7 separate regions of the Mus musculus genome follow, and all the other regions are linked to region 7. A link is a loop called in an ENCODE intact Hi-C map of the cell type or tissue named here. Cell type or tissue: gastrocnemius. All regions are shown on one strand.

Region 1 (4,000 bases), 960 kb after region 7:
CAGAATTTGCCTCCAGAAAGGTAGCTTCCCCCCCCCCCCCCCGCACCCAGATACCCTTGCCCAATGTCCCTGTGGACCTGAGCTGCAGTCTACCCTCAGGAATTCCAGGCTGAGTTCTCAGCTGCCAGACAGTCACAGCTTTGAGAATGGATTCAAAGCGAGCAAACGCATTTTGCCTTCTTGTCTTGGTGATGGAAGGAGTGATCTCTCTGGCCCTGAAGGAGTTCAAGCCGAGGTCAGATCAGCCAGCCCTCTGAAGGATATTCTAAACTGGGGGTCTGTGATGGGGGGAGCTGTCCGGCCGGCTCCCCTGTCGGCCTGCGGTGCGCTCTGATCACCACCCAGGAGGCTCAGGACTCACGAGTCTGCGTGGCACGTCTGCGCTCCCCTGCGGACCTCGTCAATCAAACTGCCGCCTTGGCGAGGCCAAGACTTCATCCGCCCGCCCCAGGCCCTGAGAAAGACCCCCGCCCGGGCTGCCTGCCCAAACCCGCCCCCAGCGGTGTCATTGTTCTCTGACGTCACGCGGCGGCTCCGCCCCTCTCCCCCCACTTTTCCTCCCCACCTCCGGTTCCCCCGGCTGGCGGCCAAGCAGCCTCCGACGACCCGGCAGTGCAGGGCTCCCCCCGCGGCCCGGCCAGGGCTGCGCCCCCTTGCGCTCTTCCCAACTTGCCTTTGTTATTCCAGCTCCCTTCCTCGCCTCGCCTCCGACACCGTGGCTGCCTGCAAAACGCGGAGCACGGAGTTATCGCCACACCTGGAGTCCCTAGCGGGCTCAGACCCAAGCCTCCCCCGCCTGTCCTGAAGGGGAGCGCGTGCGCGCGCGCGCGCGCGCGCGGGTCCAGCCTAGACGCTTGTTGTCTTTAGGACTACATTACCTCTAATCGAGAGGCGGGTGGGGTTGAGGAAGGGATGTGGAAGAGTAAGGGGAACATGTGTGGTATGTGTACGCGAATGTGAGAGGTAGTGCACGGGGGAATGCCTCGTGTTTTGTTTTGTTTTTAAACGTACCGGGGGTGGTGTACACTATATTTGTGTGTTCAATTGTATGACTCCAGGTGCACGGGCATAACTGGGATGGAAAGTGTGTGTACAAGTGTGTGGAGGGGGTCATGCGTGCTATGAGAAGTATGCGTGCCATGCTGTAAGGTAGGCGCAAACCCGTTTGCCGTTTGTGTAGGAGTTTCTGTGTGAGTGGTAATGGACAAGAGCCAAAGGGAGTGCGCACTTGGATACACTTGGGGGCCGGTCTGTGAGGGGAACCTCCGCAAGTGAGCGCACCTAACTGCTTCGTGAGTGCTCTTCGCCACTGTAGGAGTGGAGCCCAGCCCTGGGCTGTGGGCTTGGTTGGGTTATTTCCACCTCTGCAAAGCGGGAGCGCTCGGCTCTCAGCGCCCCAGGCGCTCCCTACCAGGCACTAAGGCGTCCTTGCTCTTAACTTCAAGTAGTAGTGGGTATTTATGGTTCTCGCTGCACCTCTCGCTCTTTCTCAAGATGTCAATGGAGGCGCACTTTAGTCTCCCCTGCGTCACCGGTGGTAGTGAAGGTTAGGGTCCTCTCACCCTCTCTCACCCTGTTTTAGGAATAATCCCAAAATCTACATGGAAGTTTCGCACACAGTGTCTCATTAGCAATCCAGTCACCCCAATTCAGATAGCTGACAGCACCTGAGGTCTCAGTGCACTCCTGCAGGGGACCAGTAGGAAGCGGGGTACGCCTTCTGGAAGTAATTTTGCTCCTACCAATGTGATCCCTTCCTAGGCACATCAGTCTCTCCGCTCCAAACTTATGGGATGCGGAGAGGGGGGCGTTAAAGAGCAGCGAAGGGAGGCGAGAAGAGGGACGAGAGTGAACGAGCAGCAGAGGAGGGTGAGGGTGGCGCGGTGCCTAACAGGGTTCGGAAAAGAGCTGAGACCTGGGAACGGAGAAGAAAGGGAGGAAAAGAAGGGAAAGGAGAGAGGCGGAAAGGAAAGGAAAAGAGAAAAGGAGAGCGCAGCGAGCGCGCAGATGGAGAGCGAACCAAGGCAAGCAGAGCTGCGCGCCGGAGGCGCGGCACTCCGCTCCCGCCGTGACTCCGTGCCGGCTTTTGCGGGAGGCCGGCGGCGCGGGGCCCTTTGGAAATAGAATAGCCAATGTAATCTGACACTTCAACTTGCTCGGCTCCGGGCGAGTTGATTCACTTACTCACCCCCTAACGCCGAGTTCCTTTTCACTGTCTGTGGACATTAAAAAAGCGAGCGGCGGCGGCGGCGGGCGCCCGGGAGAGCAAGCTGCCGGCCGGGCGAGCAGCGATCCGGCTGCAGAGCAAGCGAGCAGCGCCCGCGCAGCGCGCTGACCCTAGCCCCGGCCGGTGAGGAGCCGGAGCCGGAGTCGGAGCCGAGTGGATTTCCGCGCTCTCGCTGCGCTCCTCCCGGCTCCAGCCTGCCCTACACGGCGGTGGCGGCGGCGCGTCCTCCAGCGGTGGCAGTGGTGCTCGCAGCGCCCGGTAAGTTTGGGGACAGAGCCAAGCGCCCGTTAACACCGAGGCTTCCACCCGCTCCCGGCGGATCATCGGGGTGCGAGCGCCGTGTACTATACTAGGGCTTTCCTCTTAAAGGTTTAGCTCTGGCCGGGCGAAAGAAGCCAGCCGTGCAGGCTCGGCCCGCTGCTCTGGCCGCCGGGGGCGGAGGCTCTGGCCACCAGCGAGCGCCCAGCTTGTGTAGAGCGGCTCCGGATGAGCGCGGGGACCCGGGGTTCTTCGGGTGTACGGGGCGCCGGTGCGGTTGTGCGCTCGGACTCGGTGCCCGCCTCCTGCCGGCGCGCCTCCCAGCCGTCGCTCCGATCAGTCGGGAGCCAGCCGGGATACGGATTCGGAGGAGGGAGGAGAGGACCCGGGAAGGACTGGCTGCTTCTCCCTTGCCTCTTTTGGAAAGATGTGAAGTTGTGCTCCTGTGTGCGTAGGAGAACCTCCGGGAAGGCGCTGGATTCTAGGGTGGCAAGGGTTGGTGGTGTTAAGTTGTGCCTCCGAATTTCTATGGAGAACACACTTTTGTACATGGGAGATGGGGGCGCGGTTAAGTTGTTTTGGGGGGAGAATAGCCCAGGGAAACGCGGCGCGTGGCTGAAGCAGGACACGTTGAAGAGATGTGTCGAGGCTTCTCGTTCGGGCTTCGGAAGCCGAAGGGGCTTTCAGGCCAACGCCTGGCCGGGGCTGCCCCAGTCGGGAGGCGAGCCCAAGGGGAAGATGTGTCTGTGTGTGTGTGCGCGCGCGTTGCAAATACGAAAGTAATTTCCCCGTGTTCTTTCTTCCTCTCTGTCTCCGGCGGCGGTGGCCCCGGGGGAGTGGGAGGCCGACCCGGGAGGAGATTGAGGGGCCGGGCCGGAGCTGAAGCTCGGTCCGGATTGTGGGAGGGAAGCTCAGAAAGCTTGTTTCACATTCCTGGCGTCAGGGCCAGGGAGAAAACAGTGGGGAGCACGGCCTCGGTGTCGCGGTGCAGGCTGCGGGAGCGCGTCGCCCCCTGGCCGGAGACATCTGTCCAGGAAGCTGGCCAGGCGGGGAGAGGGCGCGGTGCAGAGGGCAGGCTCCCCGCCCTGGAGCGGTGGGGGCGCGGGAGAGGGGCGGCCTCCTCTCCCGGCCATTGTGCGCCAGCAGATTTTCACGGGAGACTGCCCCGAAGCCGCGGGAGAAGGCCAGGAGCCGGCCACAGCCTCCGGTTTAAAAGACACTCCAGGAATGTAAACAACCCGGGCGGGAGGGCTAGCGGACAGGAGCGCGCCAGGACTGCGGGCTTGGGCCCCCCACCCTCCCCCGGGGACAGCGGATCGCCGCGGCTACTCTGCCCTTCCCTCTACCTGCCGAAAACTTTTCCTTTCTCTGGTTTACAGTTCCACCTTGTGCCTCCAGCCCGGAGCAGGGTGAAGGGCCTCTCCCACAGCCCGGGCTCAAGGAGCCGGGCATCCCGGCACCCGACCCGGGAGCCCTGGAAGGCCCGGCGGCCAGATCTCTGCTTCGATGCCGAGA
Region 2 (4,000 bases), 140 kb after region 7:
AACCATGTTTGCTTTTTAGGGTGATAATACTTGGGAGGTGAAGCTAGGAGGGTTATACATAATGCATGTGTTTTAATGGGCCACGCGCTACGGCCCTCTTTAGTTGGAATGATTCGTTTTAATGTTCAAAATAAATATCAGAGACAATTTGCCAACAAAGCTGATTTTCTTCGCCCGCCATTAACTTAATCTTTATACCTCAGCTTAATGACAGAGGGGCTGTGGGATGGGCTGGGGCTTCACATTCAAAGTCAGTAGGAGGGGCAGGAGGCACACTCATGAGCCACAGGGTGATGGTCCATCTTGGTTTATGTAACAGTCCCAATCATTGCCCAGTTTCCTGGCCTTGTTACTCTGAGATGGGATCAATTGGCACTACCAATATCAAATGCTTCTGATAAGTCAAACCTCAACTTCCTATGGTTTAATAGAAAGGTAAAGATGTTTCCTGGTTTGTATGATACACTGTACAGTTTTACATCAGGGGAGACTGAGCCCTGCGAGCCCAGGAGCATGGCCTGGGAACATTGAGACTCATGAGGTATAAGCCCCAGGCTCTGCCCACTGTGTCTGCTTCTCCCTCTCATCTTCTGCTTTCTTCTCATCTGCTCATCTTTCCACCTACGCTTGTTCTTGGGTCCCCAGCTCCATGGCCTTCTTGCCACACCTGGAAGACAAATCCTGAGGACTTCCCTTGTTTGCCACGGCATCCTGGGGCTGATGGTATATGAGAAGGATTTGCAAACCCAAAAGCTGATTACAGCCTCACCACCCATCCCAAACCAGTCATAACTGCCCCGCCCAGCCCCAGAACACTAATCCCTCCTACTTAGGCTGCTAATTAATTTTAGATATCTATATGGAATTTAAGGAAGGTATGAGGCCTGCTGCCCTGATCCTTACTAAAGATGCACAGGAACACAGAGTGATTGTCCCTTCTCACTCAGAAATGTGCTCTGACCTCACTCGCAGCTGCTGGCAGGTCAAACTCAGTGGATTTGGCTCCAGAGTTCCCTGGTTCAGTGCTGTCAGTCTGCCCTGTGTTGCTATATCCAAGCAGCAACTGAGGGACTGAGAGAAAAATAATGTTCTCAGTTTCATAGGTTTGAGGCAAGATCACTCAAGAATAAGCCTGGGAATGTGGCAAGATCTTCAAGTGGGTATCATTCCATTTCAATAGGTAAAACAGGAGATAAAGAGATGGGACTTAATATGACAGTTATAGCTCTTCTCCCTATCTATCATCTTCTATCTATAGATCACTGGATTTAGAAATGGTATATTCTCAGTTTTTTTCAAAATTTATTTATTTATTTACTTATTTACTTATTTATTTATTTATTTATTTATTTATTTAATGTATATGAGTACACTGTAGCTGTCTTCAGACACACCAGAAGAGGGCATTGGATCCCATTATAGATGGTTGTGAGCCACCATTTGGTTGCTGGAAATTGAACTCAGGATCTCTGGAAGAATGTGAGGGCTCTCAACCTCTGAGCCATCTCTCAAGGCCCTAGTCTCAGTTTTACAGTTACAGAGTGCAATGTGGGCTATCTACAACAAGAAGACAGTAGGAGCTGAGACCCTCTGCACCTTGGAAAACTCTCTTGGCTTCTCTAGGCCTCAGCTTTCTCATCTGGGTGTTGGGAAAGCTACCCATAAATTCTCTGCTGTCTACCACCCATGGATATGCATGGGTTTTGTGGGGATATGGCCAGTGTGGGCTACAGAGCAGGGTCCAAGCCTTCATGTTGGAGGTCTCTCCCTGCAGCACACTGAGCAGTGGTATGACTGCCCTGGAGAAAACTCTGCTCTTTCTGGGCTTTGGCTTCCTCTGGAGGCAAGAGGTGGGTAAGAAGCAGCTTGGTTTGTGTTGAGGACTGACGTCCTCATGCACACATCTGGCACTGGCCAGGCTGCCCTTCATAGGCCCTGTAAGAATGGCTCTGGCTCCTCTAAGCTTCCCATATCATTGTCTACAGTCTGCCTCAGAAGCTTCACAGATGGAGGCTTTATGGGGTGGAATACCCTGTTGAAACTTTTGCTGACCCTTTCTGCACAGCCCCCGCCAATGGTCTTCATGGAAGGACTGCTGCCTACCCCAGGCCTGCTGTGGTCCTCAGAATTCCTCTGTACCCGGTGCTGTAGACTCCAGCTACCCTAGAGCCACTGCACAGAAGGGGACATTCATCCACCTATTCTTTGTGTATGTCCATGTGTGTCCATGTACATGTGTGCCCATGTGCATGTGTGTCCATGTGCATGTGTGTGCATTTATGTGTGTACAGGCCAGAAATTAATGTCTGGTGTTTTCCCCAGCCCCCCCTCCTCTCTCTCAATAGAGTCTCTTACTGGACCTAGGAGTCTCCATTTTGGCTATATTGGTTGACCAGAGCTCCTGTCTCCTCCTTCCCAGTGGTAGGTTTACAGGTAACCACCACTGTGCCTGCATTTTTATATGGGTTCTAGGGATGCAAACTTACATCCTTAAGTTTGTACAACTGCTTTATTGACTGAGTCATCTCCCCAGCCTGTTATCTACTCAGTCTCTCACCACCCCAGGAGCCTTGGGTCCTCCCTACCCCCTGTCCCAGACATAGCTTCCTTCTCCCTGTTCAGTTCCCCTGATGGAGCTGTGAACTCTTACGTACCTACAAGGTTTCAGGCCCATTCCTCGGGGACAAAGACTGAAGCTGCAGGAGGAAAAATATTCTGGGATCTGATTCCTAGCTCTGCCTCTTTCCAGGTCCATGGACTGGGGACAAGTTGGTTTCAGCTCTCTGAGCCCAAGCATCTTGCTCTGTGAGGTGGCACATGGCGAGAACACTTGAGGTGATGATGTGTTTGTACTTGCAGCTCAATCTTCATTCTTTGTTCATCCTTCCATTTTGGCTCTCTTCAGGTAGGCATACTCTGCAGACATCCTTCCCTGGCTCGTGAGGCTCCTTCTTGGTCCTCATGACCCAGGACTCCCCTCTGCCTAAACACCATCTCCTCACCTCAGCACAGAGCCTGAACAGTGGAGCTTCTTCTCTTCTTCATCCTGGATCAAGCAGATGATCACCAGGCCGTTAGGTGAGAGAGATTTCCTGGGAAGTGACAACTGGCCCTCCTTCCTGAAGAGTCTGAATGACAAGCTGGATGGGTCCCCAGAAGCTGCAGGGAGAGTGTATCTAAGTCTCACCCTACCCAAAGGCATCTGGACAAAATGAACCTCACTTTGCCCAGGGTTTGAGAGCAGCTGGCAGACCTCTGACTCTCTAATTCATTGGGTCTCTACCATCTAGTCTTGCCCTTGGTGCTCGGAGGAAGGAAGCCTGGAGCCCTCTGGATCCTGCTGGACTCTAATACTTTCCAAGAGAAGATACCCCAGTGTGTTCTGCTCGCTTTACTTTTGTTATTCTAGTCAGCTTTCAGGTACCTGAAGCTGACCTTGAGCTTGCTAATATAGCTGAGAATGGCATTGAACTTCTGATCCTTCCGCCTCCACCTCTCAAATGATGGGATTGCAGGTGCCTACTACCACTCCCCATTTGTGTGAACACAGGGCTTGAACCTATGACTTTGAGCATGCTGGGTAAGCACTCTACAGAGCCGCCCCCCACCCCTCCCCCGGCTCCTCATACCCATTTTAATGCCAACTTCTGCTCTATGGTTTCAGAATGGGAAATCCAGGATCAAGGCAAGCACTGGGCAAGGTACGGAGAGATTTACAGGGCTCAGTCTGTCCATTGTTCCATTCTGGTCCCAGGGCCACTGTTGCCTGACCAGCTTCCAGAAAGAGTAACTACCAGGTGAGCCTTGTCAGCCAGGCCTTCTATCCTTTCCTTGGCCAGTCTGGCTTCTCGTGACTCCCACACTCCACAGAGTATCCTTGCCCCCAAACGTCTGGCTCAAGTCCTTGCAGAAGGCCTTGTCAGTGTTCTCACCGGATAGGTGGGTGTGGGAAGGTGGCAAGGTTTGGACTTGCTTTAATCATGTCCCCTAAAGGTTTTTG
Region 3 (4,000 bases), 1.1 Mb after region 7:
ACATTTGGGGTATGGGCTTCAAGATGCATAACTGTCAGCCATCCTGGCTGAAGGGGAGACAGGTGTGTGACAGTGACACTGAGGGGACTGGAGTAGAGTGAGTGAGTAGTGTCACTTGCCAACTACACTTTGCTGGACCTTTAGCGGTGAAAGGGCAGGCAGTCTGACCCAAGGGCAGGCCAAGTCACAGCTGTAGCAATATGTTCAGACCTCAGACTAGGAGGCAGCGAGCCACCCAAGTGAGGGGCTTGGGATGTGGGCTAAGAGCAGTGGGAGGAGGGGGACAGGCTAGGAGAGGACCAAGCTCCATGACCTCTGTCCCCCTAAAATTCTAAAGCTGCTTGTCTTAGGGTTTTACTGCTGTGAACAGGCACCATGACCAAGTCAACTCTTATAAATGACAACATTTAATTGGGCCTGGCATCAGGATCAGAGGGTCAGTCCATTATCTTCAAGATGGAAGCATGGAAGCCTCCAGGCAGGCATGGTACAGGAGGAGCTCAGAGTTCTACATCTTCATCTGAAGGCCACTAGGAAAAGACTGGCTTCCAGGCAGCTAGGATGAGGGCCTTAATGCCCATACCCACAATGACTCACTTCTTCCAACAAGTCCACACCTCCAAGTAGTGCCACTCCCTGGGCCAAGCATATTCAAACCACCACACTGCTGGAGGAATAGATTGGGGTGGTACCCTAAAGTCTGGCTTCTATGTTTCCTCTCTCTCTTTCCCTCCTTCCCCCTCCCCACCCCTCATTCCCTCCCTTCTTCCTTCCCTTCCTCCCTCCCTCTTTCTTTTTTCTTCCTTTCCTTTCCTTTCCTTTCCTTTCCTCTTTCTTTCTTTCTTTCTTTCTTTCTTTCTTTCTTTCTTTGTTTTTTTTCTTTCTTGCCAGAGCAAGGTTGTCCCCCTGGTCCTGTTTCAAAACACAGCCTCCAGTCAAGCTATGGGCAGAGTCTCCCAGCCCTGCTGCCAGTCCCCCTCCCCCCTCCCCCAACTCGCGCTGCAGATGTGCATGGTGATTGAATCATTTCTGCACACCGTTGCTCACACAGCTCCCCAGAGATGTGCTACTTGCCTGTGCAAGCTGTCAGGAGATGTGTGTGCTCCAGTGCATCTGGGCCAACAGCCCATGTGTGCACATACCAGCTATGGAGAGTGCAGAGGGGTACGTAGATGTGTGTGCCGTGTGAAAACACCTTTACCTGGAGACGCTCGGGTTTACTCGCTAGGCCTGAGAAGTGGGAAAAGAAAACACAGTATTTGTAAGATGGTTGTGAGGTGCTCTTCCCACACTGGGGTGCTCCGAGTGCCCACTGTACAGTAAAAATTCTCTACCCCTGTGTCCAGGGAAAGACCCTATATGTAAGACAGCCAGATGAGTTCTCGCCTGTTTGAGGCTTCTGTCCACTGTTTTCCACTGGTGTAGCTGAAGAGGTTGGCTTCTTAGTCCCCCTTCAGCTCTCTGCAGTTCATTCTCCAGGAGGCTTTAAGTGCACGGGGCCAGCTTGACCTGAGCGTTGCCAGGAGATGATACTGTCAACAGAAACTTCTCCCAGCACGACCACCCCTGGAAATCGGGAAGACTCAGCCTGACTACCATGTCACCAGCTAAAAACTTCCATACATGTAATGGTCTCTGGTCAGGCATAGCTTCAAGAGAGGCAGTGCCTGGGGCGTTGGGCCATCTGGCAGGGGGTTGGTGGAGTGGTGGAAGAGGCTTTCCGGGAGTTTTCCAGGCTACGGGCTCCACCGCTTGGGCAGAACCTTTGGATTTTAAAGTTGAATGTGCTGCTCCTACTGAGGTGGAGTTTCCAGGCAGCTGGAGCCCTTGGATTCTGGCGTTTGGCAGGCTGCCAGAGGATGGCTAGCCCAGGCCTTCATTTTACAGATATACAAACTGAGGCCCAGCTTCTTGCCCTGTTCACACAGTGGGAGGGTAGCAGAGCAGGTACCCACCCACTGTAGACCCCCCCAGGCTAACTAGAAAGACACAAGGACAGGGATGGCAGGACCACAGAAAAGTTTCCTGATTGAGTCCACACTTAATCAGAGGGCAGCAGACTGGAAAAGGCTACCAGGTTGGTACCAGGTTCTTGGTTGGTAGAGAGCCAGGTCCTGCCTGGGTGCTAGAGCTGCTTCCACTGATGGTTTTGTCTAAAGGCACCTGGAGGCAAACACAGCTGAGTGGTGCTTCTGTGGCAGTGGGGCGACCTCTGCTGGCCGCCAACGGCTTGCCGCTTCCTGACAACAGGGTGCTGTGATGGGGTTCTGGGTGGCCTTGCAAACCACTGGCTTTGGACCAATGGGATGGAACAAGGGCTTCATTTGGGACCCAGCCATGGCTTGAGATAGGAGTACGCAGGAGACTGTGGCCACCGGTCTTGGGGGGACATGGAAAGAGCAGCATGCTAATGGCTAGAAAGGCAGAGGTTTCTAGCTTAGCCCCGCTGGCAGCCTTGCACTTCATCTCTCAAAGGCTTTGCCTCGGAACTGGGCAGCCAGTGAAAACAGTGTGTACAGAAGCCAGGCTGTCCCTTCCATGCCCCACCCCCTTTTCCTGCCTGGTGCTAACCTCTCCTCAGGCCCTAGACCCTTAGCTTTCAAGTCCTTGCACCTTGCAGTGTGGAATTCAGGCCTGCCATCTCTGTTCATTCCTGTGTTATTGGCCCCCATTCTCTACTATTGATACAAGCAGTTTCAAAGTGACACCTCAACTAAGTATAATGTTTCAAGAAGCTCAAACAAGAGCTTCATGGATTCAAGGCCAGCCTGGGCTACATACAAAGACCCCATCTGGAAAAAATAAATGTAAAGGAGTGTGCTGTGTGGGCCTCTTTCTTCAGCTTTTATTTTATAAATGAAAATATATAATAGCTAGATAACTGTAATACCAGCACTGAGGCAGGAGGATTCCCCATGAATTTGAAACCAGTCTGAACTACAATGAGATTGTATTTGGGGAGGAGGGCAGGGACTCCCTCTGTTGTTCCTGTTGTCTGTAATGTCTCCTGACAGTTACCTCTCTGATGTCCTATGAGTCTCACAAGTGTTGGAAGCCCAGCCAGGTCACACCTTGATTCCATAAGATGGAGCCCAGACCTGGACAGATATAGACCATGTCATCTAGGACAAAATCATTATGGGTTTTGGGTTCCCCAAAACAAAATCAAATGGACTGTCAAGTTGGGAACAACTTTGCCCACAGGTATCCTGAAGACCTTTGAATCCAGAGACCCTGTGGAGGTTAGCCTGATCTAGAGTGGTACTGTCTGTCTCTTTGCTATTTGCCTCCTGAAGTGAGGCCTGGGGTCTTGACAGCGTTCATAAGGGAAAAGCAGCCTTGGGGCTGAAAGGTTGCTGACCAGGGATGTGCAAGCTCCTCATACTTGCTAGAAGCTTCCGTGGGTGGGCAGAGCATCCTTAGGCTACCGAAGATATCGATATGTGCAAGCATGTGTCAAGACCTCTCTGAGTTCCTGGTCCTAAATGGCATGGCCTTCCTGGAAGATCCTCCTTGGAGGCAGAACTTGGTGGAGCCACCAGTGACTCTTGTCTCCTATCCATGGAGAAACTGAAGCTTTGAAGCCAGGGACGACTGCACAAGGCCCTCCTGTATTTTAGAGTGCAGGACACCTTCGAGCTTTTAAAATGATGGAGAAGGTAGAGGTGTTCAGAGGACTTGAGAGTCTGGAGTCAGCATCTGGCCCTCAGGATGCTGTGGTTTGTCTAGAGTGCCCCCTGCTGGCTGGTATGCCCATGGAGGTCTTTTCCTGGTTGGTTACAGGCTCTGAGCTGGGTGCTGGTATTTCAGGCCTGGGGTTTCTTTGTGCTTCCTTTCTGGGTCCCCAGCCAGTCACTCGGATGACCTGGATTTGACTTTCTGGGCTTCTTTGGCTCACTACCCTTGTCCTAGCCAGCTTTAGAAGTCAGCCACACACACACACACACACACACACACACACACCGTATATGTATGTGTGTTTGGCTGAATATATATATAT
Region 4 (4,000 bases), 620 kb after region 7:
CCACAGTAAAGAGCTGTCTTCAATGTGCCTGTGGGTTTTGTGACAGGAAGCTGATCTCACTGTCACCATCTTGGCTGAGAGCTGTGACAGAGATGGCAAGGGGCAGCTGAAGCATAGAGAAGTGGTCTGTCCTGGGAAGACTTTCTATTCCTGACTATGCTGATTAGATTTTTTTAAATTTAATTTATTTATTTATTTATTTATTTATTTATTTATTTATTTATTTTGCAACTTGACACAGCTAGGGTCATCTGGGAATAAGGAACTTCAGTTGAGAAAATGCCTCCATCAGATTGGCCTGTAGGCAAGTCTGTGGGCCATTTTCTTGATGAATGGTTGATGTGGGATGGCTAAGCCCACTATGGGCGGCGCTACCCTTAGGCAGGGAGTCCTGGAGTGTACAAGAAAACAGGATGAACAGGCCACAGAGATCCATTCAATAAGCAGAGTTCCTCCATAGTCTCTGCTCCAGTTCCTGCCTCCAGGTGCCTGCCCTGCTTGAGTCCCTGTCCTAGTTTCCCTCAATGATGGCTCATAGCATTGGACATGAAACAAACCTTTTCCTCCTCAAGTTGCCTTTGATTGTGGTGTTTTATCACAGCATCAGAAGCAAACTAATGCACTGCCCTACATTCTCCCCTTCCATCAATCATATTTCCCCCTGATATATGGAGTGCTGACTGAATGTCGAGCTTTCTCAGAAAGGCAGTCATTCAACCTGCTTCCCTTAGTATGAATGCTAGGGAGGGTGATTAGATCCTCTCCTTTGGACCACCCACTAGCATCCATCTTGGGATTTCAGATCATCTTTCAGCTTTGCACACACAAGGGCTTGTTTGCCGTAGGGTGGCTTTCAGGAAATCCTGGTATGGACAGAAGAGATGGACATGTGGCTGCTTCTCTTGGGGGATTGTTCCCAGGCATCCTTTATCCTGGACTTAAGTTTCAATTTACACAGCAAATAATTCATGGTTTTGGAGCTTACAAAGAGTGTTAGCATATGTTTAAACCCCATAACCAGCCATGATTCATTAGCCTTATTCTCCATGATGCCGATGAAGGCCTTGGCTGGGCCCACACAGCAGTCAAGCAGTACAACTAGACTCCAAGCCAAGCCTGACTCCAACAATGTGCCTTCCCAGCTACTCTCTGAGCTGGAGAGGATGCTCACCAAAGACTGGGACTCATGTGGAGTGGTGATTGGCCAGAGACCACAGGGAGCAGGTAGGGAGTCAGGGGATCTGAGTCTCAGGCCAAGTCCATGGCCATGTCTCCTACTGAGGCTCTTCTATGTACTCTCTAAATATCCCTGTCATTGAAGTTGATGGCTCCTGAAATGGAGTCTCTTGAGCAGGGACTGCAGGGTTTCTGTGAGGGATGCCCCTTTCTGTGTCCACACATGACCCATCAGACTTAGGAACTGCAGGGCTGGGTCGTCCGTGTTTGGCCCTTCCACATTCACCACAGACTTCTGATGCAATCTCATGTTTGCATGGCTGGCTTATATCATGCTTTCTCCACACCACTGCACCTTGGGTTTAACTTCATGGCTCTGAGGTGGGCCTGGGTATGGACACTTTCCACACTTCCTTATGAGAAGCCGGTGGATGACAGAGGATGAAGACTGTGAGACTAGCTGCTATTTTTCCTTACAGTGGTCACATGGTCAAACATTCCTGCTGGTCTTACAAGCATCCCACAGGCCTACAGACAAGGCCAAGTCTAGCCATGTTGGCCCTCATCAGGTGAGACCCTAATGGCATGACAGCACATGCATGGATGGATGATGTTGAAGTCCCAGAGGAGAGACATAATGGGAAATTGTCAAATCCCACTGTCACAGAAGCAGGAAAAATTCACAGTGGGGCTGTCCTGTGCCACCTGTCATCCTGTGTGGATTACAGGTGTCAATCTGCACACAACAAAGGCAGCGTTACACCACTGATGTAGTGCAGGGACATTAACTTTGTCAGCTTTAAGCCTCATGTTTAAATCTGCAGTGAGGACTGGAGATGTTCAGGTGGTAGAATACTTGCCTGTATGCACGAGACTCCGGGTTTGATTCTCACAGCCGTATAAACTGCATGTGGTGCTGGAAGCTTATAATCCCAGCACTGGGGAGGCAGAGGCAGGAGGATCAGAAGGTCATGGTCAAAGGCATCCTGGTGTGCTTAAGACTCTGTCTCAAAAACAAACAACAATAAATCTGCAGTACTGCTTTGACATCTCATCAGAGCAATGCAAACAGAGATCTAGTTGTAGCATTGTATAAATTCAAACAATATAGGATGGTGATCATTGAAACCCATACTAGGGAGCCGTGGAAACATGTTTTTCTCTGTTAATTCCTGAATTTTGAGGGTTGCCCCACCATGCTTCCTGGAGAAGTTGACTTGTGCTTCACCCACATGCCCACAGATTCCCTTCTTGGTACATGGGCATTCAAAGGTTATCTGTTGGAGGGATCCTGGCAAGCCCAGGGCCCCCAGACCCTCTAGAGGGCACCCAAGGACTCTGGCATGTCCTCTGCACCTTGGGTTGAAGCAAGAGTTAGCTTTGAAGATTTCCAGGCAATAATTAAATGTAATTTCAGGGGAAGAAAATCTGGTCAGTTTCGATGTGGGACAAATTGGCTTCGCCTATCTGTCTTGGAGAAAGCTTTGTGTGTTAGTCTGCTATCGGCCATTTTCCTGGAAGCATTGTTTCCCATTTCAATATAATTGCTTCAAAATAATGTGGAGGGATCAATTGCCACTTGTCAGCTGTAATTTTCTGTCACTGGGGGAAAATAATGTGGGGAGGAGAACAAAATATGAGCTAGCTTATTAGCCAAGATGGAGGGAGCATGGGAAGGCTGCCTCCACCCGGGACAGTGGGTTTATCTAGAAGACAACATGCTATTATGGCTTCTGTTCCTGTCCTTTTGGCTTCCATGCACTCCCTGTCCACAATTAGCAAAATCCGACCTCCTACCCCGATTCAGCACCGTTTCTACTCTTCCCATGAAAAGCCTTCCTGGCCTCTAGCCACGAAGACCTGGCCTTCCTTCCAGCTTAGTGACTTAGCCAATAAACACAGATCAAACACCCAGGTTTATGTAGGAAGTCTTTAGGCTTCAAAGAACTAGAGGCCTCGCTGACAGCGATGCCAACATCCAGCTCAATTTCCTCCTATCAGGAAGGTGACTTCAGGTTGGGTTTAGAATCCACTCCACGAGGACTCGTTTGTTCTTTGAGATGGTTAAATGGCCACCCAGGCTGCAGATAGCCACCTGCCTCCCTGCATGAGAAGAGGCCAGTGCAGGCACCTCCCACGGAGGAGTCGGCTCTTGCTAGGAAAGTCAATCTCTCCCAGGAACCCCTGGCAATGTTTAGAAACATCTCCGAGGTGGAAGTGACGTACAGCAAATTACACCTATTTAAAGTGCACGATCTGATCAACCTTAATTAAGTCCTCAGTCAAGACAGTTCAGAGATCAATGATCCCCACAAAATCTCTCCCAGAAATACACCTCCCCACCCTGCAGTTTGGAAAAAGAAATTATCCATGCCCCATTGTCCAAACTTGCTTCAGTAACCACCTAGAACTTGGAGAATACCTGGGAAAGCCAGGACTTTGATCTCTAAGACACATAAAGAAAGAAGCTCAGAAGTAAATGCTGGCCAGTTTAAGAGTGGACCTGTTCTGCCTACTGCCCTAGTATCAGCAAGAGGCAAGAACCAAGCAGTGGACTCTCTGGCCTTGCAATTGGCGGTAGCTGGGTCACAACAGAATTCTGTTGCTGTTAGCCAGTGGGTGAAATGGGAGGTAATGGAGCCTTTCAGACATGAGGTCTAGTGAGATCTGGGTCATTGAGATCATGCCCTCCCATGGAATCATGAAGTGGACACCTCCCAGCTACGAGGTGGACAACTTGCTGTGTCTTGCAGCCCCACCATGACGAGCTGCATCCCTACAGGCTTGGAGCAATAGGACCAACTGATCACGGGCTGAAAGCACC
Region 5 (4,000 bases), 280 kb after region 7:
CTATCATATATCTATCTTCTATCTATCTCATCTATGTATCATCAATCAATCAATCATCTATCTCATCTATCAATCAATCACCTATCTACCTATCATCTATCTTCTCTCATCTATGTATCATCTATCAATTATCTATCTATCTATCTATCTATCTATCTATCTATCTATCTATCTATCTACCTACCTACCTATCATCTATCTATGAAATGTGTGAAAAGATAAGCCTAGAGCGTCTGTAACAGAGGTGCCTGGAAACAGGAGAATGGAGGGCAAGCCTTTGACCACCTCAAGCTATGGGACTCAGTGTTTAAGAGCAGATATTTGAGCCCTGAGCAGTGAAGGCTCCCAGGTTCTCAGTTGTTACCAGAAAAGCAAAACATGAAAGAAGACACAGAACTTCCTAGAACCACGTCCGACTTTGCTGGGTGTGCTTGGAAGCATGGGGGATGGGGTATCATGTCACTTGTCTCCTTTGGACTCATCTGAATTTGCTATCATGCAAGAATGACCTTCGTAATAAAGGGTATTGTATTTTCAGCAAGGATGTTTAAATCTACAAGCAGTCACCTGGTCTAATCTTGGTTGGTGCAGAAAGAGGGAAGCTCCTCTGTCCCTGTCACTGTGGGTTCTCGTTCCCAAGGGACAACATAGATCCAAAGCTATCTTTCCTCCCCCTTCAACTGTTTCCCCGACCCCAGGAGACCAGTGGCTCCATGAAGGGATAAGGTCATACTAGTTCCTCCTCCAGGCAGTACTCCCTGATTACATGGCCACCATCTCTCATCTGCCCTGGGTATAGATGAGAGTCAGAGGGCCTTAGGACCTAAGGTCATCTGAATATCTATACAGAGAGCTTACAACAGCTGCAGTGACACCATCCCCTTTGGTTTGTCATGTTTCAGGTGTGGGGTTATGTGCCTTTCTGGTCAAGACCAACCAGCCACCCTGAGCATGCCGGGATGGGAGCAGCAGAGGCGAGAGAGCGATGTGTTATTTTACTGAAAGGTCACACAGCCAGGCTAGGGCAAGGCTGGGATTCTACTTCCGATCTATCTGGCACAGGTGACTTCCTTTTCTGTGGCTATAACTCAGTCTTCTCTTCTACTCTGGCTTGAGGTTCAGAGTGTGTACTTGAACTTGCATATAGCCCTGGGGCAGTGCAGTAAGGGATAAATGGTAGAAACCCATGCACTTCTAGCAGATCTTCAAGAATATTCCAAAGCTTTTTCCACCCCCACCCCTACCCCCAGGCTTGGTCAAGGTCACGAGCTGCCCAGGGACAAACTGAGACTCCAACCTGGGTGAGTCTGACTGTCTGTCCCTGACCCTAGCCTGCAGACATGCCAAGCTTCTTCCCTGGATGCTGCAAGTATGACCACTTGAGCGATGCATACGTGGGAACGGAGAGCCTGTCTGGAGCTTGCTTTTGTATGGTCCCTGGGCTAAGACTGTTTGCATTTGGAAAGGTTTATAAAAACAAAAATCCAAAGCTGGAGCTCAGATGCATGCTTGGTTGACAGAGCTTAACGTGTTTCCTTCCTGGTCCTCTCAATTCATATAGAAGACAACTTCTTCATCCCACAAGCTAGTGGTCTCTTCATCGCACTCCAGTGGGCCTGGGCATATTTTAAATGAACATGAAAGGTCTCGCTCTGCGTTAGCCATCATAAAAGGGTGACTCCCTTTTATTTAATTTTTTAATTTTTGGGTGGTGATGGAGGAAGGATCTGTGCCCAGTGAAGAGAAAATGCAGCAATTCCATGGTTGGATTTCTGGAGTGAGGGAAGGATTTTTTTTTTTTTTCTTTCTGAATGGGGTTAAGTGTACCACTGCAGAGATAAACTATCTTACAGCGTTGGAGATCAGCGCTCTAGGTACCAGGCACTTTCCACAGGGCGGTAAAATGGGAGTCCCTGCCCCACCATACACCACCCATTCTGTAGTCAAGACAGTCCTGTACATTGAGAGACAGGTTCTGAAATTGGAGGAGGGCCAAGGAGGCAAGCAGGAAACGCGGGAGGTGCCGCTAGCACTGAAAAGTGAGCCGGCTCTGCAGATAAACGGGAGGGGATGTGGAGCAGGTGGTGCTGGGGCCAGGCAAGGAAACGGCCCCAGTAAAGAGCTCCGAGGTTGGGCAGCCTGAGTGTGGGCCTAGGGCAGTAGGTGTCAGCAGAGGCGAGGCTTTGGGGTTGGCCGGGCCCGCCCCTCCACCGCGCGGCCATTGTCTGAGCCAGCCGCCGCCTTGGCAGCAGAAGGTGACATCTGGTGACTAATGGCCGCGGCTGCGCGCCGCCCTCCTCCCTCCCACAGCGCCCAGGGTGCAGCTGCCACACTGCCAGCTTTTCTCTGTTCCCTCCCACTTCCTCCCCACTGTTCCTCTTGCGGGGCTGGGGACGGGGCGGACAACCGGGACCTGGAAGCAGGACAGATACCAGCGTTTTTTCCAGCTCGCTAGGCCCTCCCTGCGGGTGCCTTGTGTCTCTCGACTCCTTAACGCGCAGGCGCCTTCTCTTCCTCGCTGCAGCAGCCACTACCGTGCGCCCTTGTGGACAGTGCCACCCCTCAGGGATATCTCAGGAAGCAGCCTTGCCCTATGCTGCACATCTTACGGAGGGCACAGCCCAGTGGGCACAGGAGTTCACATGTCTAGGTACCAACACACGGGTGTAGGGCCCCTTGGTTACAATAAATGTCATACATTAGATACCTGAGTGTCTTTTCTGTTTTTGTGCTCACGCACATGGGAGGAATGGTTCTGGCTGACAAACTTGGGGACAATCTATCTCTGCGTTTGGAGACTCTCATAGCCTTGCTCAAAATAGGTGCTCTTTGGGCATGTACCTACACACTCAACACAGCAGGGGATTGTCCTTGTCAAAGTTTGAGGACAATGACAACAATGTAATTCAGATCCTAACCACTCTCTAAGCCAAACTACCCCTCCCCATGTTCATACTCCTGCTAAATTAGATGCACTTAAAAAACTGCATTTAAGAGGCTGAGAGGACGGCTCAGTGGATGAAATGCTAGTTACTCAAGCAGGAAGGCTCGAGTTTGAGTCTCCCCATGGGCTTGTAATTCCTAGAACGGGAGAAGAATCTACGGGGTTCACTGGCAGGCTAGTCTAGAGAAATAGGGGAGCTTTGGGTTCACTGAGAAGAGATTGAGAAATACAGTTCACACTCACACAAACACACACACACACACACACACACATCAGGAAAGAAGGGGGCAGGGAGGAGCAGTGGGGAGGAGGAGGAGGAAGTCCATTTTAAAACTTGGCCAGATGTTCAGCTTCTCTCTTACAAGATCAGAAGCCCTGCCACTGTGAGGCACCTTCCCAGCTGGCCAGTGTGGGTTGTAGCTGGGTTTGAGGTTCCTCTGGCCTCTTCAGCTGCTCACCTCCCTGTTCCGATAATCCACATCTCCTCCCCTGTGGACACTTGCTCTGTCAGTCCTGTGAGTGGCTGGGCTTCCAGGAGAGTTCTTAGCCTCTAGCCAGCAGTCAGAGCCCCAGACCCTTGAAGCTGGCAGTGAAAGTAAGGTGCTTGGTTCTCCTCACAAGCCCCAGCTCTGAAGACCACAGTAAGGAGACGTTCCCCATTGCACGGGGTTAAGGGGACTGTAAGCCAGGGAAGCCCTGTGTCATCCAGAGTACCGTCTTCACGTGATGTCATAGGGTCCTGCCGATGACTCTGAGGTGCACTACCATAATGGCTTCTACTCTAGAGTGGTAGAGGCTGGGGATGAATTGAGGTGACCACCTAGTTGTGAAGTACAACTGGGCACTGCTGCAAAACTTGTAATCTTGGTAGTTGGGAGGCTGGGGCAGAAAAAGCGTTTGAAGCCAGCCTGTACTATGTGTTGAGACCTGTCTCAAACACAAATGACCTCAGCCCAAACCAAGAAAGCAATGAGTTGGGAAGGCAGAAGGACGTAGGGTCCACACTCCTTTTATGTAGATGAGGACAGTACCTCTACTGGTCAGCTCCTGTGTGGG
Region 6 (4,000 bases), 520 kb after region 7:
AAAAAAAAAAAAAACCGATTCCACTCCAGAGCCTCTGCCCCAATCCATCTCTGTTTATTTAGTGCCTCTCCCTCTCCTGATTCATGGCAGGCTTACAAGAAAGGAAAGCTAGACAGGGAGGAAAGGAGGGAGACAAGGAGGGAGAGGGGAGGGGGGAAAGGAGGAGGAGAGCAGAGGGGAGAGAGAGAGAGGGAGGGAGAGAGGGGAGAGAGAGAGAGAGAGAGAGAGAGAGAGAGAGAGAGAGAGAGAGAGAGAGAGAGAGAGAGAGAGCTTGGCTGCATATATCACGTCCTCCCCCAGGAAGCCTGTCAACAATTAGCCAGGAGGCTGAGGTGCTGAAGCCTCAGAGCCTTCCTGAGACATTCTACACAGGCAAGCATCCTTGGCACCTCCCCAGCCACCCCTAGCTTCACTGTATCTGTGCTATGAGACCCTGGCTGGACCACTTAGACTCTGAGCTTGTCTGCCACATAGAAGAGAGAGGGGGAAAGCATGAAATCCTTTCTCCTGGATGGTTGAGCAAATGCAGTCATAGACACAAAGCAACTTCCATTTGGGAGGGGATTTTAGATGCCATCCTTACAAGGTGAGGCTCGGGGCTGGCAAAGTAACTCAGAGGGGAAGAGGGGTGCCCTGTGCAAGTCTGAGGAGCTGAATTCCATCTCCAGCCCCCACATTAAAGGAGAGGCCAAGCATGGCCACTTGCATACCTGTAACCCGATGCTGGGGGGGGGGGCGGGGGGAGACAACAGGATCAGTGTGGTTTGTTGGCTGCCAGGTTAGCTCCAGGTTCAGTGAAAGACCCTATCCTAAGGGAAAAGATAGAGGGGGTTGACCAGGTTGTCAACATCCTTCTTTATCCTCTAATGAAGAGTATGGGCATGCATATCACAGTGCAGACACATGAGCTAAATGTGTGTGCAGATGTGCGTAATACACACACATAAACACAGAGAGAGAGAGAGAGACAGACAGACAGACAGACAGAGAGACAGAGAGAGAGGGCGAGAGAGAGACAGAGAGACAGGGACAGAAACAGACATACAGAGAGACAGACACAGAGAGAGACAAAGAGAAACACAGACACACAGATAGACACATACAGAAAAGGACAGACAAATATACACAGACAGACACACACAGAGAGACAGACAGAGACAGATAAACAGACAGACAGAAATAGACAGAGACAGATATACACAGAGACAGACATACATACATACAGAGACACCCAGACATACACAGAGTCACGCCCACAGACAGACAGACAGACACAGGGACAGATAAACAGACAGACACAGAATTAGACAAAGACATATACACAGAGACAGACATATAGACAGACATACAAACACACCCAGACACACCTAGAGACACGCACACAGAGAGCCAGACAGAGCCAGACACACACACGCACATGCACACGCGCGTGCGCACACACACACACACACACACACACAGAGAGAGAGAGAGAGAGAGAGAGAGAGAGAGAGAGAAAACACAGCAGCAGCGTTCAAGACAGATGGACCCACCCAAGCAGCCTGAGTAGAACTATTGCCATTTATTCTAACTGCTGAGGTATGCAGGGCCATGAAGCACAGTGGTGTAAAGTCCCTCATTCCCAATTTTATAGGTGGGGGAAACTGAGGCACACAGAATGACTTAATCAAGTAAGTTAGATGCCATCACAGAATAAAGTCTCGTGTTTCCATCTCCCTGGATACACAGATTCATTTTTAACAGAGATTGTTCTACTCAGTTCTGTCTCTGTTCCCTCAAACCCTGTACTTAGACAGGCCATCTTTGTCATGGCTAGTTCTGGTAATACTTAGCCCCAGCCCTCGCTACATGAGCATAGCCCAGAGGAACTGATTGCAAACATGTCTCAGGCCCCACCCAAGAGGGCAAGTGTGTACTGGGTCCAGCATCTTGGGGTCTACAGTGGCGTTGGTAGCTCTAGAGAGGAACATGGTGGAGGACTGCTGGACTTGGTCCTCCAGCAGAGGAAGGGACAGTGTTCCTTTATCTTTGGATCCTAAGCAGAATTGCCTGCATCTCGGTTTCCTTATCTATGACTCTTTCCAGGCATACTGTAAGAGCCAAGCAAAACATGGTGCCTGATTCCTTTATAAAAAAAATGCTTTGGCTGACCCAGGAGAAGCTAGTGAGGAAACCAGACCAGTGTGCTCAGTGGAAGATCACCAGCATACCAGTCACAGAGGCCATCGCTTAGGCCATATCCAGGCCTGAACTAGGCCCAAGCAGGGTTGGCTGGTCCCAGCAGGAGCTAGGTATTGAGCACGTTAAGAGTACACAATGGCAGCCATATGATGGGGCTCTTGGTACTCACTGCTCACCAGGCTGTTGCTGGTTCCTCCAGTCTTCATCTGGGATACAGACAACAGCGCCACCCATGGCCAAGCAGGAGAAGTGCATCTCAGACAGGAAAGGCTGCTGGGGGTACTTGGTAGTATACTTTGCAGGTAGGGTAGTCAGACCCTTCCCAGGCTTTAGAGTCACAAAGGTACCTTCCTGGGACCTGGTGCAGGACCATGGTTGGAGTAGGTGACTGTCACATCTCTTGTTTTCACGAGCCGTGGTTGTATCCATGCTCAGAAGATCTTGATTACCTCTCCGGGCCCACAAGAGAACCAGACAGAGCCAGAAGGAAAACCTGACAGCCCTTTAGTCATGCCACAGCCATTCTTAAGTCAGGGAAAGAGAAGACGACAGAGTCAGGCAAAGAGGAGAAAAACCACAGTGTTTAAGGCTAAGAAAATGGTTGGTGACCAAAACACAGTCCCATGTGCTTGTGTGCACTTAGAGCAAACATGCAGAGCTGCTCCTAACTTCCCGGGGGGGACAGTCCATGCCTTGGGTACCAATGTGTACCAGTGCTTCGTGAACATCAGGGGACAGCCCCCAGGGAATCAGGAAAATGTTTATGTACCTGGACAAAGCTCAAGGGCCATGTCCTTGAGTGGAAGCCCCTAGCCCTGTATCTAACACCTCCCTTGGGCGAACTCTAGAAGAAATGGCAATAGAGTCAAGAAATATGAATTACAGTCAAAACCTTCTAGAGCTGTCAGGGGACTTCAAAGACACGAAGCAAGGCCAGTATATGTGCTGCTCTGAAGGATATGCGTTTTTTCACGCTGTTGTCCTGGAGATCACACCTGCTAAAGCCCCACTTTAGCTACATCTGTCTAAGGCTAAGCATCTTTGATTCTGGTACCCTCCTGATTTCCATGCCCACCATCAGTCAGAGCACCCTTGGCAGGCAGACATCCATTCTCTTCCTGTGATAGGGAATCGGTATCTCATATGATTCCATTTCTTGACCCTCGTTAGTAAGACATTTCCTCATGTGAGCTAACAGCTCTGCCCGCTCTCTGTGTGCCATGGCCACTTGTTAGAGATCTCAGAGGATAAATCTTTGCCCTCTACAAGGCCTCCAGAGACACTGGGTGACCAGAGACCTCACGAACATAGTCTTTATCAGACTTGTGGGGAGCCACAGGCAACTCTCTACACAGAGCATTGTTGTTCTTCTTTGAAGGCGTTTGTCCTACTTTAATGAAGACAACAATGACATGTAAGAGGCAGGAGGATGACTGGCAGTCAGAGGCCACACCACACGACTGACAAGATGAAGAAGCAGACTGGGTTTGTGGCTTCTGATACTTACTGACTGGACCTCAAGGTCAGGATTACAGTGGGCTTGAATCACACCATGTTCTTACTAGGGCACTTGGCCCCATTATACATAGCTTTTACAACCAGTGTGCACCCCCGTGGCCTCTGTGACCTTTAGAGGAGGGGACAGTTTGTTCTTCAGAAGAGGACTAGACAGCCCAGGCTATTGGCTTTCCCCCAGCAATTCTTGGGGCTGCTTCAAGCTGAAATGTCTGGAAACTTGCGAGGCTCATAAGCAAATGGCTTCACAGAAGTGCTTGTTAACATTTCCTCTGTTGGAGACTGAAGCAGACAGAGTCAGAGC
Region 7 (4,000 bases):
CTGATAACTATGATAACGCGCTCTGCTTTGGGCAAGCCTTTATAAGAATGCAAAGTTGATCTAAGTTGATCGTGTCTCATTACAATTGACATGAGGGTGACTTACTAAGTGATCTTACTACAGAAAAGGCCCATGCACCGCCCCTCCAGCCTAGCACTAGCTGGAAATTAATGAGAACGAGAGCACAAGGCTCAAAACTCCAGACCTTGTGCCTACTTGATGTGTGGTGTGTGAGCTTCCTTCCATGTAGAAACCATCAAGGGTGGGAAGAAAGGCTGGAGATGGTTCTGCAAGTGTAGTGTCTCCGTTGTGGTGTTGGGGGCTGCTTTTAGATTGCCCCAGTATCCTGTGTGTGTAGCTTTCAGTTGTCTTTCATTGCTTTCCTTCCTTGCCAAAGTAGAATTTTAATTTGGTCCAAGAAGACTTATACCAAACTCCTGGAGCTGAGGCAGGTGGGTTATAAGTGGTACATTATGGGCACAGTGGTCTACAATTTACCTGGAAGGATGCTGGTGAGGTCTGACAACCAGTAGTTTAGGTTGGGGAGGTACCATGTGAGGGTGGGATTAGGACGCAGTTTTGTGACTCCAAGGTAGTACTGTATGTTCAGTCACCAAGCTGCTTTCTTTTGGGCATGACATTGGTCAGTGAGGTGCCATCTGCCATAGGGATACTGAATATAGGTAGCCTAGCCAACCACATTACCCATTTACCAAGTTAACTGTGCCCTGCCAGTCCCTGATCTGGCACCTGGGGAGGAAAGAAGCCAATAGAGGATCTTGTGGTCTGGCTCCTGGAGTAGCTAGCAGGTTGGGACATTGTGGCAGTCCACAGCCAAACTTGGTGTAAGGCCGTGGATCCTGGAAGGTTTCCGGAGGTCATGGGGTTAAGTGATGTGATCTGGCTCAAATTCAAGAGCAGAGTCACATTCAAGGCCATGAAAAATGATTAAGCAGGTGCGTGAGGGAGTGGCCGTTCTGTGGTGGGGCAGGGGAAAGATGGAAATCCTGAATTTGTTTAGGTGGCTTCAGACAGTTGCCCTTAACTCCTGCTGTTTTTACAGGAGAAATCCCATTCTGAACAGACCTCAGACCAGCAAAGATAGCTGGCTGACTCTGGGTTATCAATGTGGACAGCACAAATTCTTGAGTCCCAAAGCACTACACAGCTGTTCCTCCGTTCTCCAGACTTTCCTCCTATGCCAGACCTGAGGCCCTGTCTCCCATAGTCTTCAGGCTGGGAGTGGGAGGATAAGACCTGATGGAGCAAGCCGCCCCCCCCCCCCCCCAAAGGTCAGCAGGGAACAACCCCAGGAAGACCCCGTGTGCCAGGCTGAGGACTTTTCTCATTCATTATTTTGGTTGAGTAAAAGAAATGTGGAGAATTAGAGATTGAACAGTAAGTGGAGTGTCCTTGTCACACGCTGAGTTTTTCCACACAGAATACTTGAGCCGTTTGACTGCTCATCAGGCACGATGGGAAGATTACAGCTGGAGAGGGCTGATGAGCGGGTATTTGAGCAGTGTACTGGGAAACGGCCCGGCCCGGTTCCTGCTCCTCAGCGTCCAGCAGCAGGAGCTGTTGGGGAACAGAGGGCTCCCACCCCTCCCTCTATAGCAGGTACAAGAGCAGGGTTGAGTAGTGAGGCTTTGTTAAAAATACTCAGCTGTTCACCTGTGTTCACTTTGTAGCTCGGAGTGGGAGCATTCATTCATCTGAAAATTTAACAGCTTTGAGGCTTGGACTCAAAGTTCACAAAGGTCTTTTCTGCCGATGTCTCTCGATGTGACAGGTCTTGTCCAAGAGAAGCTTGTGGATGAATGATAATACTACAACTACTGCTAATAAACATTCCGGGCACAAAACTAGGGAGATGCTTAGTGGATAAAGTTCTTGCACTTGTGAGGACTTGAGTTTAAATCCCTATCGCCTACAGAAGAGCTGGGCTGAAGCGGATACCCGTAACCCTAGTGCCAGGAAAGCCACAGGCAGATTTCTGGGACGCTTTCCAGCCTAAGCCTAAATGATGAGAGGAGATCTGAGGTCTACTTCTGGCCTCCATATGTGCATGCACGTGTAAATATATACATGTGATAAACACATGAACAGATTTATTGAGATTATACTGGGATCTGAGTCTAGGAGGGAGGCACAAATAAGCCCATTTTGCAGATGAAGATGTTGAGGTTTACAGGGAGCTAAATAGTCAGCCTAATGAGCCAGAGTAGCTAAGGAAGGTCATGGGTATTCACTCTAGCCACAGCACCAATTGCTAACTTATTAGATCTGCAAATTTCCGGACCGTACTCAGTCAACTACTGGAAAGTGAGAGTGGAGCCCAGTTACCTGGGTTTTAGCAAGCCTGGCAGGTACATTTGGCGCGGAGTAAAGTTAAGGGTATTGGGGGAGGAGACAACTGTGGGGGCCAGCAATGGATGCTTTTGATAGCCATAATACTGAACCTTCCTTGGTGGAATAAAAGTGGTCCCTGCGGCTGTCTTCCACGAGGGGGCACTGTGGATTCAGGCTTGGAATCGCCGGCTTTGTTGTCCCGGCGGCTGCTGCTGCTGCTCTCGGGAAGCCTGAAGAAAGCCTGCTGCCAGATTAGCTGAGGGGTCAGCCTTTCTTCTTCCGGGAAGGTCTGCCGGGGTGGTAATCTTGTTTACAGGATTCAGCCCTCGTGGTGAAACTGAACCTGGAGGGCTTGCTGCTGTTCACATGTGCATGGCGATGCCTACCCATCCGTGGGGCAAGGTCTCTGAAGATCCTCTGCAAACAACATTCCCCTTTTGTAGCTGCCCAGCCAGGCAGCTTACAGTTCCTTTGGAGGGCAGAGCACTAGAACCCCAGTAGCCGATTATGGCTCAGCGTTCAACGTGCTTCCGTGTCATAGTGTTGTCTTGTTTAGATGGGAACAGGAGCCAATTTCGAGTCTTCATTTTGTGGTTTGGGGCAGTTTTCCTTCACCTCTGGGCCCCAGTTTCCCAGGAGATTGAAGGGAGTAGCTTTCATTAGGTGGCTCTCAGCCCCTCTTTCTCTCCATGTCTAAAAATCCTGCCCTAGGGAAGAAAGGAGGAAGCCGACAACCCCCCTTTCTGTCTCCTGGTCTATCCTCCCCTCCTACAGAAGAAGCGTCAGGCTTATAGATCCTCTGCTTTTAAAAATAAGTGTAAATACACACATGCAGATAACAACATACAAGTCCTGCCCCAGGGGGCCGGGGAAGAGCCCAGCTCAGACTCTGAAAGGCATGTGGTGCAAGGACACTGCAGGGGCTGTGACATGACATCCATCTCTGGTGTACGTTTCAGTAAGCCTTTCCAGGGACTTGCAAGGCAGTAAGGTGGAACCTACCAAATTGGATTTTTTTTTTTCAGGTCCTTAGACACCCAGGATTTGCCTCTATATAGATTTCTATTCTGTGTGTTTGGAAGAAGGAAAGATTTACATCATGGTCTCCTCTTGGCTGCACGTGTTTCTTCAGAAAATACATTGTCTCACAGTGACTTCAGCATTTCCCTCCTTAATACAAAGGACTGGTATCTTATGTCTATAGTGGCTGCGCACTGAAGAAGTTGAATGCCGAGTTAGGCATTGAGCCTCTGGCATTGGCCAATATGAGCCTATAGAAGTATCCAATACCAAGGGAGATTCCAGCCTTCTGCTGACTCCCACCGTGTCTGATGATACACAGCATTTGGTTAGAAACTGCCCACCCCACCAGCAAGACCACTGAGTCATAACTCTCCACAGTAGAGGGTACAGGTTAAGCCAGATAACTACCTGATTTCCCAGAGAAGCAGAGGGCCTCTTTTGTTGTTGTTGTTGTTTTTTGTTTTTGTTTTGTTTTTTGGTTTTTCGAGACAGGGTTTCTCTGTAGCTCTGGCTGTCCTGAAACTCACTCTGTAGACCAGGCTGGCCTCGAACTCAGAAATCTGCCTGCCTCTGCCTCCCGAGGGCTGGGATTAAAGGCGTGCACCACCATGCCCGGCCAGAGGGC

The links. Peaks named below come from ENCODE experiments on the same cell type or tissue, not always from the same donor. Only the 100,000 strongest peaks of a DNase experiment are listed, where the experiment ranks them.
Region 1: it touches region 7 in a loop (3-fold over the local background); 13 of 42 quality-filtered maps call a loop at or near these places.
Region 2: it touches region 7 in a loop (2.6-fold over the local background); 7 of 42 quality-filtered maps call a loop at or near these places.
Region 3: it touches region 7 in a loop (4-fold over the local background); 18 of 42 quality-filtered maps call a loop at or near these places.
Region 4: a loop joins it to region 7, with 2.7 times the contacts of the local background. A loop is called at or near these places in 5 of 42 quality-filtered maps.
Region 5: it touches region 7 in a loop (3-fold over the local background); 11 of 42 quality-filtered maps call a loop at or near these places.
Region 6: a loop joins it to region 7, with 5 times the contacts of the local background. A loop is called at or near these places in 6 of 42 quality-filtered maps.

What each region holds. Positions count from the first base shown.
Region 1 is chr14:25,457,072-25,461,071 of GRCm38, forward strand. Zmiz1 (zinc finger, MIZ-type containing 1) reads left to right here and starts at 2,114. Exons shown (of 24, transcript NM_001310666.1): 1 at 2,114-2,485. In gastrocnemius, CTCF peaks have their summits at 655 (motif pointing left), 1,711, 2,484 and 3,458; DNase peaks (open chromatin) are centred at 631, 1,229, 2,121, 2,675 and 1 more place; H3K4me3 peaks cover 4,000 bases; H3K27ac peaks cover 4,000 bases.
Region 2 is chr14:24,635,852-24,639,851 of GRCm38, forward strand. No RefSeq gene overlaps it. Among named protein-coding and RNA genes, the nearest start is that of 4930428N03Rik, 17 kb to the left of the region's middle. In gastrocnemius, no CTCF peak of the experiment used is centred here; no DNase peak of the experiment used is centred here.
Region 3 is chr14:25,563,709-25,567,708 of GRCm38, forward strand. All of the region lies in intron 3 of Zmiz1 (zinc finger, MIZ-type containing 1), which reads left to right. Among named protein-coding and RNA genes, the nearest start is that of 4931406H21Rik, 21 kb to the right of the region's middle. In gastrocnemius, CTCF peaks have their summits at 2,235 (motif pointing left) and 3,736 (motif pointing left); DNase peaks (open chromatin) are centred at 1,744, 2,188, 2,493 and 3,737; H3K27ac peaks cover 1,036 bases.
Region 4 is chr14:25,117,684-25,121,683 of GRCm38, forward strand. No RefSeq gene overlaps it. Among named protein-coding and RNA genes, the nearest start is that of Gm32224, 8.3 kb to the right of the region's middle. In gastrocnemius, a CTCF peak has its summit at 2,498 (motif pointing right); DNase peaks (open chromatin) are centred at 2,491 and 3,028.
Region 5 is chr14:24,777,012-24,781,011 of GRCm38, forward strand. No RefSeq gene overlaps it. Among named protein-coding and RNA genes, the nearest start is that of Gm31838, 2.1 kb to the right of the region's middle. In gastrocnemius, a CTCF peak has its summit at 2,150 (motif pointing right); DNase peaks (open chromatin) are centred at 1,620 and 2,288; H3K4me3 peaks cover 1,243 bases; H3K27ac peaks cover 2,204 bases.
Region 6 is chr14:25,015,663-25,019,662 of GRCm38, forward strand. No RefSeq gene overlaps it. Among named protein-coding and RNA genes, the nearest start is that of Gm41112, 33 kb to the right of the region's middle. In gastrocnemius, a CTCF peak has its summit at 2,413; DNase peaks (open chromatin) are centred at 375 and 2,364.
Region 7 is chr14:24,498,184-24,502,183 of GRCm38, forward strand. No RefSeq gene overlaps it. Among named protein-coding and RNA genes, the nearest start is that of Rps24, 9.5 kb to the left of the region's middle. In gastrocnemius, a CTCF peak has its summit at 2,482 (motif pointing right); DNase peaks (open chromatin) are centred at 779, 1,997, 2,535 and 3,148; H3K4me3 peaks cover 305 bases; H3K27ac peaks cover 446 bases.